Linked DNA regions of Homo sapiens: region 1 is linked to region 2. A link is a contact called in ENCODE Hi-C data. All regions are on one chromosome and are shown on one strand. The core of a region is the stretch at or near the end of the contact, and the rest is flanking DNA. Distances in the headings are between cores, read along the strand shown. Region 1 has its middle 14 kb from the start of LINC03124. Region 2 holds the start of VMA22 (vacuolar ATPase assembly factor VMA22).

Region 1 (3,456 bases), core at 1-2,500, 1.3 Mb before region 2:
TCATATATTTTGAAAGCTTTTTAAATTTTTTCTTTAAGAAGATTTTAGATGCTTATCACTGAGTACCAGAGGGATGTAGGCTGGTGCCCTTATTAACAAAGTCAGGGACCGTGGCACACAAGGATTGACTACTGCAGATACGGTCACAATGCTACCTCTAGATGGCCTGAATCCCCCTGCCCTCTCTGGTGGGGAGAAGGGCTGGCAGAGCCATTAGCATGGGCTCCGGCCAATCCTGGCCACTTTGATGCTCCTGGTGCTGACCCAGGGTCCTGGAGGAAGGGATGAGGTGGGCAGTAGAGATGCTTAGGGCAGCAGCCCCTTTCCATCCACACTGGAACTATTTCAGTATTTTACCACCAATTCGGCCATTCCGTTGTGCGCTGGCTGAACATCAGCCCTGCTCCAGGTCTCAGTTTCCCCTTTGTAAAAGGAAAGCTCTGGATTCAGGGGTGACCAGAGGTCATCATGGTCTTGAGATTCGAGGCCTGTAGGCAGGGGGTGAGAGGTTCACTAGGAGCACAGAAGGCCAAGGTTGGGGAGAGGCAGCAGAGAGAGTGGCCTCCCTTCGGCCCAGGTGGGAGGTTCACAGAGACACACTTCCTTCTTCCCCAAGGCAGGACTTGTTATAGTGAGCTTCAGGCAGTCTGGCTCTTAGGACTAACTAGGATGTCACCCTCCCTGCAGCATCCACCACTCCATAGACAACATGAGAGGAGTGTGTAAGTATAACTAGAACAAGCTAGTGTCCTGATATTCTCTGTGATGGAGGGGACAGCCCTCCTCAGAGACCCGGGGGGGCCCAGAACCATGGGCAGCCTGAACACACTTTACTTTCTCAGCAGTGAAAATCAGAACCCTGGCCTACTAAAGCAGAAATTAAAAAGAGAAAAACCTAAGTTCCTGCCTGTTCCAGGCTGACTCACTCCAAGGCCGTGCTAGAATTAAGATAACTTTATATACAAGGCCAGGAAGAGCCCAGAAGGAATGGACTCCAGGAACAGGGATGAGAAAAACAAGTTCTTATCAGCTTCCCCCTTTGAGATTCTTTCCCAGGCCAATATTTCTTTGTTCTGCTCTCATAACTATTTTTGTAACTATCTCTGTAAGTTTATAAGGATTTTTTAAGTTCCTGTTTTCCATCTGTGTGACCCTGAGAAGGTCACAAGACATGCCTGAGCAAGCCTAAAATAGTTACCATCTGCTGAGAGCCTGCTGGGTGGCCCAGCAGAGGTCATCAGACATGTTTGAGTCATACACTTGTCACTGTTTGATTAACTGCCTTTGTTCTGCTTCTGTAAGCTTGCTAAGCCCGCCCTGTAAGTTTTGCACAGCTGCATGCTTAAAAACCAGGCCCCGTCTTTTTTCCGGGCTCAGCCTTTTGGATGCAAATCCACTGGGCAAGTGGTCACTTTAATAAAATCCTCCTGTCTCACCCATTGGTCTCTCCAGTCTCTTGAATCCCTCAACACTAAGATGGCTCCAAGACAGCATGTGAGACTTAAGTAATAACTTTTTTGTTTGTTTGTTTGTTTTTATTTTTGTATGAGACTGGGTCTGGCTTTTTCACCCAGGCTGGAGTGCAGTGGTGCAATCACAGCTCACTGCAGCCACTTCCTGGGCTCAAGCCACCCTCCCACCTTAGCTTCCCAGGTAACTTAGGACTACAGGTGTACACCACTATCGCTGGCTAATTTTTGTATTTTTTCCAGAGACGAGGTCTCACTGTCTCACTGAGCTCAGGCTGGTCTCAAATTCCTGAGCTCAAGAGATTTACCAGTCTCAGCCTTCCAAAGTGCTAGGATTACAGGCATGAGACACTGTGCCTGGCCAGTAATTTTGTTTTATTATATTAAGGTGAGGTTTATACCACCTTCTTCTGATTACAGAAGTAATACATGCTCATTATGTAACACTGAAAATGTAAGCAGTATAAAAAAGAAAATAAAAAAGAATATGAAAATCACTAGTGGTCCCATTGTCTACTGATACACTATGTGCTGCTTCCTAATCTTTACTTCCTCTCCCTCCATGTGTGTCTTTGTGTGTTTGTGTGTGTGTCTGTCTGTGTGGTCTTTTTCTTGGCACATAGGACAATAGCTGACAATTATAGCTCCCCTACCAGTGTTGAGCATTGTGTTAAGCAATTAACAAAGTGGATTTTATTTAACTCCTACAGAAAACCTATAAAGGGGAAGGGCAGTATAATTAACAGAATTTCCCAGATGAAAAGACTGGGACCTGACTTGAGGTCACATTTTATATACAGCATTGTATTTTACTTCAGACACTTAACAAAGTAAGTGTCCTGGAGAATCTTGGTCTGTTAGTCTATATAATAACATAAGCATCTTTTGTAGGATTAATAGTTTTTCCAAAGCATGCCTGGAATGCTTGCATAACATTTTAGAGTTTAAATATGTTGTTTATTGCCAGGCATGGTGGCTCATGCCTGTAATCCCAGCATTTTGGGAATCCGAGGCAGGTGGATTGCCTGAGCTCAGGAGTTTGACACCAGCCTGGCCAACACAGTGAAACCCCATCTCTACTAAAATACAAAAAAATAGCCAGGCATGGTGGGGGTGCCTGTATTCCCAGCTACTTGGGAGGCTGAGGCAGGAGAAGTGCTTGAACCTGGGAGGTGGAGGTTGCGGTGAGCCGAGATTGTGCCACTGCACCCCAGCCTGGGCAAGAGTGAGACCTTGTCTCAAAAAAAAATGATTTTATCAAACCGTTTTCATCTTTGAAACATTTTAGGTCTCCTCTTTGGCTTTTTCGCATTATTAATAATACTGTGATAAACATCCTTCAGCAGAAACCTTCATAGGCTAGCTTCCTAGAAGTAGAGGTATTAGGTCCAAGGTTGTGAATTGTTTTAAAGCTATTTATTTTTCTGGATAAAATTGCTTCCAGAGATACTGTCCCATTGCATTGCAATCAGTGGATCTCACCTTCAGTATTTTGTGCAATTAAAAAAAAGAATGCTTCTCCTTTTAAAGATTATATTTAAAATAGCTTTTAAATATGAAAAATTTGTATCTACAAATAAGAGATAGTGAAAAAAATAATAAAAGAAACACAAAAGCAGAAAGTAGATGAAAACATTAAAATTCAAATCACAGGCCTCTGTCATGGAGAGGACAGCTGCAATAGCTTTTTTGTTCTTTTATCTCTGCTTGATACATTCTTCTTTTAATTAATTTTTACCCCAACTTAAGTGCTGGCTGAGTTGTCGATTTGTTGCTGGGATGGAAAGAAGAAATTTGCACCTTGTCTTTTGCAGGTTATGAAAGCCCTGTCTGTCCTCATGGTTATGTGGGGGTCTTTTAGATTATTGTGAATATTGAGCTTTGAAAATAACCTAACAGTCAATCAATTGCTGAGCTTCTATTACCAGTAGTGGGACACAATGTACATCATGTAGAGAGGCAGACTTGTCACTGACAAAAGGGTTGA
Region 2 (3,964 bases), core at 1,056-3,555:
AGGCCAACCCCCATAAACAGTGGTTACTAGGACTTCATTTTCTTTAGTCTCATGACTTGAGGACTTTCTAAAATATCTTAATGTACTGTATTGCTTTTATAATCAGGTAGAAATCTAAACATCGATTTTTTTTTTTTTTGAGACGGAGTCTCGCTCTGTCACCCAGGCAGAGCAGTGCAGTGGTGCCATCTCGGCTCACTGCAAGCTCCGCTTCCTGGGTTCACGCCATTCTCCTGCCTCAGGCTGGCGAGTAGCTGGGACTACAGGAGCCCGCCACGGCGCCCGGCTAATTTTTTATATTTTTAGTAGAGACGGGGTTTCACCGTGTTAGCCAGGATGGTCTCGATCTCCTGACCTCGTGATCCACCCGCTTCGGCCTCCCAAAGTGCTGGGATTACAGGCGTGAGCCACAGCGCTCGGCCTTAAAAATTACTTTTGAAAAGAAATATAGACTGTTCTGTACGTATGATGGTGGACCAGAGACCTTTAAGCTCTCAGACAGCAAAACCGTTGGTCACGATGCCCACAGCGCTTCGAAGGCATGGCTTCAGCGGGCCCTGGACCACAGGCTGCCTACCGCAGAGCACAGCGCTCCAGGTGCGCACTCGGGGCCAGCACTGTTCCCCACGGAGCTCAGAGGAACTCCTGCAGGGAGGATGGGCAGCGCAGTCTGCAGCACCAGCGCTATCCAGATAGTCTTTAGAGAGAATTTCTTTTTTTTTTTTTTTTTGAGACGGAGTCTTGCTTTTTTGCCCAGGCTGGAGTGCAGTGGCAGGATCTCGGCTCACTGCAACCTCCGCCTCCCGGGTTCAAGCGATTCTCCTGCCTCAGCCTCCTGAGTAGCTGGGATTACAGGCGCGTGCCACCACGGCCGGCTAATTTTTGTATGTTTAGTAGAGACGAGATTTCACCATGTTGGTCAGGCTCGAACTCCTGACCTCATGATCCGCCCGCCTCGGCCTCCCAAAGTGCTGGGATTACAGCAGTGAGCCACCGCTCTAAAGAGAATTTCTACAGGACAAGATAAAGTCTTTAAAACTTGGGACGAACTTGACACACTGCACACAGCGGGCAAGCTGCAAAACCCGGGTACTGCAACGTCAGTGACAAGTAATTAATACCATCACACGGAAGAAACACTCTCAAAACCAACAGGAGAACCCAATGGGCAAGGAAAACGGCCGGCAAGCATTTGGAAAGACGCTCGGATATTCGAACACAAATGCGTGCCGGGGTGGTTTACCACGCAGACGCCCGCGGGGCCGATGCCTTACCTTCCAGCGCGCGCCGCAGCCGCTCCTTCCTCTCCTGGGCTGAGCGCTGCGCCTCCTCCCGGGCCTTGCGGTACAGGTACTCGCGGCGCAGGCGGGCCTCGCGGCGCAGCTGTGGGAACAGCAGGCCCAGTCACTCACTACTCGCTCCCGAGCCCCGGAACCCCGGAGCCCCGGAGCCGCTGAGCCTCCAAGTCCCCAGAGCCACATCCCCAGCACTTCACGCGCCCCGGACCTCCGAAACAGGAGCTCATTCTCCTACCATCTTGAGTGCCGCTTCCACGTGGGTCCGGGAGAATCTGTGGGCTCCTCCAGCGCGACACAGTCCTCACTTCCGCCCTCAACCAAGATGGTCCCTTAGACGCTTCACTGGTGCCTGCAGCTGTGGGGAATGCCCTATGTTAAGATGGCGAATAGGGCGGGGACATCTCAAGGCGATTGGCCATTCCGGCAGGGCGTTCTCCTTGGGATAACCGATAGACTGGATACAGAATGTCACACGTGACTTAGGACCGCAGCTAATAAATATGTCCGCCCAGGCTTCTCCATCCTCGTCCTCCCCCCACCACCGCCGTGCAGAATGCAGTTTTCAGATGACGAACCGCTAAAACAATCATAATTAGCGGCTGGAAACAGTTCAACTGTAAAAACCGCACACCGACTGAAGGTTGCTTGCCGGCTCCTTTCCAAATTAACTTTAAAACCACTCTTCCCTCAACCAAAATGGTTTCTGTAGAGCTTCGCCTTCTTCCATCGCCACAACAGTGGCGCGACTTCTAAGATTCGGCAGCTTCCGGAAGGACTCAGAACCACCTATAACCCTAGCCGACAGTTCAGCAGGCTGATCCACTTGGGGGCTAATTGGAGAAACCAGTTGATTGGTTGCTTCCGTGCTGCTTCTCTAAGGGCGCTTGCCCTTAAAGAAGCTGACCCAGAGGCCTTGGTGCTGCCGGCGTGGGGATCCCCAGATGGGAACGCCCCTTGATGGAGGATCTCGTGTGCCTATTGGCTGTCCTGCCAAACTGCGGAGGGTGACAAGGAAGAAGGTGGCTCCAGATCTGGAGGTGTGTCCATGGCGGCGCTTGACCTGCGAGCGGAGCTGGATTCGCTGGTCCTGCAGCTGCTTGGGGACCTGGAGGAGCTGGAGGGGAAACGAACGGTGTTGAACGCCCGGGTGGAGGAGGTAGGCGCCTGGGGCGGGCAGGAGGGTACACGGGCGTAAACTGAGTCTCACCGCTTTCCTCTCCCTGCAGGGCTGGCTCTCGCTCGCCAAGGCTCGCTACGCGATGGGCGCCAAGTCGGTAGGGCCCCTGCAGTATGCTTCCCACATGGAGCCCCAGGTCTGCCTCCACGCCAGGTGAGGAAGCTTCCATGCTGGGCTGGGTGGGCGGGCGGGCGCGTTCTAGGCCCGGGCTGCCAAAGCTCCATCCTCCCTTCTCGTCCTTCAGCGAGGCCCAGGAGGGACTCCAGAAGTTCAAGGTGGTGAGAGCTGGTGTCCACGCCCCAGAGGAGGTGGGGCCTCGCGAAGCAGGTGAGCCCCCTCTTCCTTCTGCAGAACCCCTTCCCAGTGTCAAAGACAAAATGCAAATTATGGAGATGATTTAAATTAGGTTTTTGCGATAAGAGAGAGCATCCCAGAGCAGAAGAACAGAATGTTTTTGTAGGGTGGTTTTGCCTTAGACTTTTATAGGAAGTAGAGAAATTGTTGGTGAGTTGCTTTACACTGGGAATAGATTTACAATCACATACATTTCAGTCAGCTGAACAGAAAATATTTATCTGTGTGTCTAGCTAGTTTCAGAGGGACAAACTTCTAATCCCAGTTAATCATCCTGAGACAAAGAATGGGGAGTTGGAACGTCTATGTCTGGTCTGTTGGCATGTTCAGGTACAATGGGTAAGATCAGTGTCACAGGCAAACAGGGTCATCAGTGGGTCTTACAGGAGTCACGGGAAAGAGTGGACAAACAGTCTCATCTGAATCACAAGGGGAAAGGCTGTGTTTTGTGGTAAGCTGTTTCCTGGAACCCCAAAGTTGGAATTTTCCAACCAACAGTGTTTTATAGAATCATGAGCTCAGATCAAGCTCAACATTGTCACCAAGATGATAAAGGTCAGGGAGTAAGATCCCAGCCTCCTCCAACCTTTCTTTCCTCAGGTCTGCGGAGGCGCAAGGGCCCCACTAAGACCCCAGAACCGGAGTCCTCTGAGGCCCCTCAGGACCCCCTGAACTGGTTTGGAATCCTAGTTCCTCACAGTCTACGTCAGGCTCAAGCAAGCTTCCGGGATGGTGAGTGGACCGTGTTGTTTGGCTCTGTGGCCCTCAGACCCTCTATCCACAGGGAACACTTGAGCACTGCTGCCATGGCTGGGGTTAGTCTGTGAAAGGCTTTGCAGGTTTTCCTCCATCCAAACTTCCGTTGTACACCCATTATTTTTTCCAAAAGCATTTACTGGTTGTTGGCAGCATTCGGGTTCATGCTAGCTGCTGGGGATACAGCAGGGAACAAAAGAGACAAACACTTTTCATGTAATGTTTAGAAGCAGACAAAGGCAACGTGCAAATAAGTAGGCCCTTAACATAAGTCAGGCTGTGAAAATTGTTATGAAAAACACATAATGGAGTGGGACAGGAGTGGGCCAGGGGAGGTCTCTCTGAGGAGGTGAAGGAAAAGCTTTGTGGGTGATTTTGG

Evidence for each region. A loop is a pair of places that touch in the nucleus more often than their neighbours do. Pooled maps may share reads with other maps.
Region 1: a map of gastrocnemius medialis shows a loop between it and region 2 (16-fold over the local background). The contact joins the enhancer-like site here to the promoter of VMA22 in region 2. A Hi-C loop is called at or near these places in 3 of 168 maps with a recorded cell type or tissue (GM12878 and gastrocnemius medialis), 2 of 37 single-sample maps with no recorded cell type and 7 of 50 pooled maps.

The regions. Positions count from the first base shown.
Region 1 is chr2:131,666,830-131,670,285 of GRCh38, reverse strand. No RefSeq gene overlaps it. Among named protein-coding and RNA genes, the nearest start is that of LINC03124, 14 kb to the left of the region's middle. RefSeq lists an enhancer at 1,111-1,290 and a cis regulatory region at 1,083-1,390. Within about 2 kb of position 1,250, at least 6 of the 41 ENCODE cell types and tissues checked have a DNase peak (open chromatin) inside an H3K27ac peak, as active enhancers do.
Region 2 is chr2:130,340,505-130,344,468 of GRCh38, reverse strand. It overlaps VMA22 (vacuolar ATPase assembly factor VMA22), which reads left to right and starts at 2,305. Exons shown (of 5, transcript NM_032357.4): 1 at 2,305-2,454; 2 at 2,525-2,628; 3 at 2,720-2,802; 4 at 3,430-3,561. The coding sequence starts at 2,344. IMP4 (IMP U3 small nucleolar ribonucleoprotein 4) reads right to left here and starts at 1,572. Exons shown (of 9, transcript NM_033416.3): 1 at 1,534-1,572; 2 at 1,275-1,383. The coding sequence starts at 1,536. RefSeq lists enhancers at 1,540-1,709, 1,840-2,389.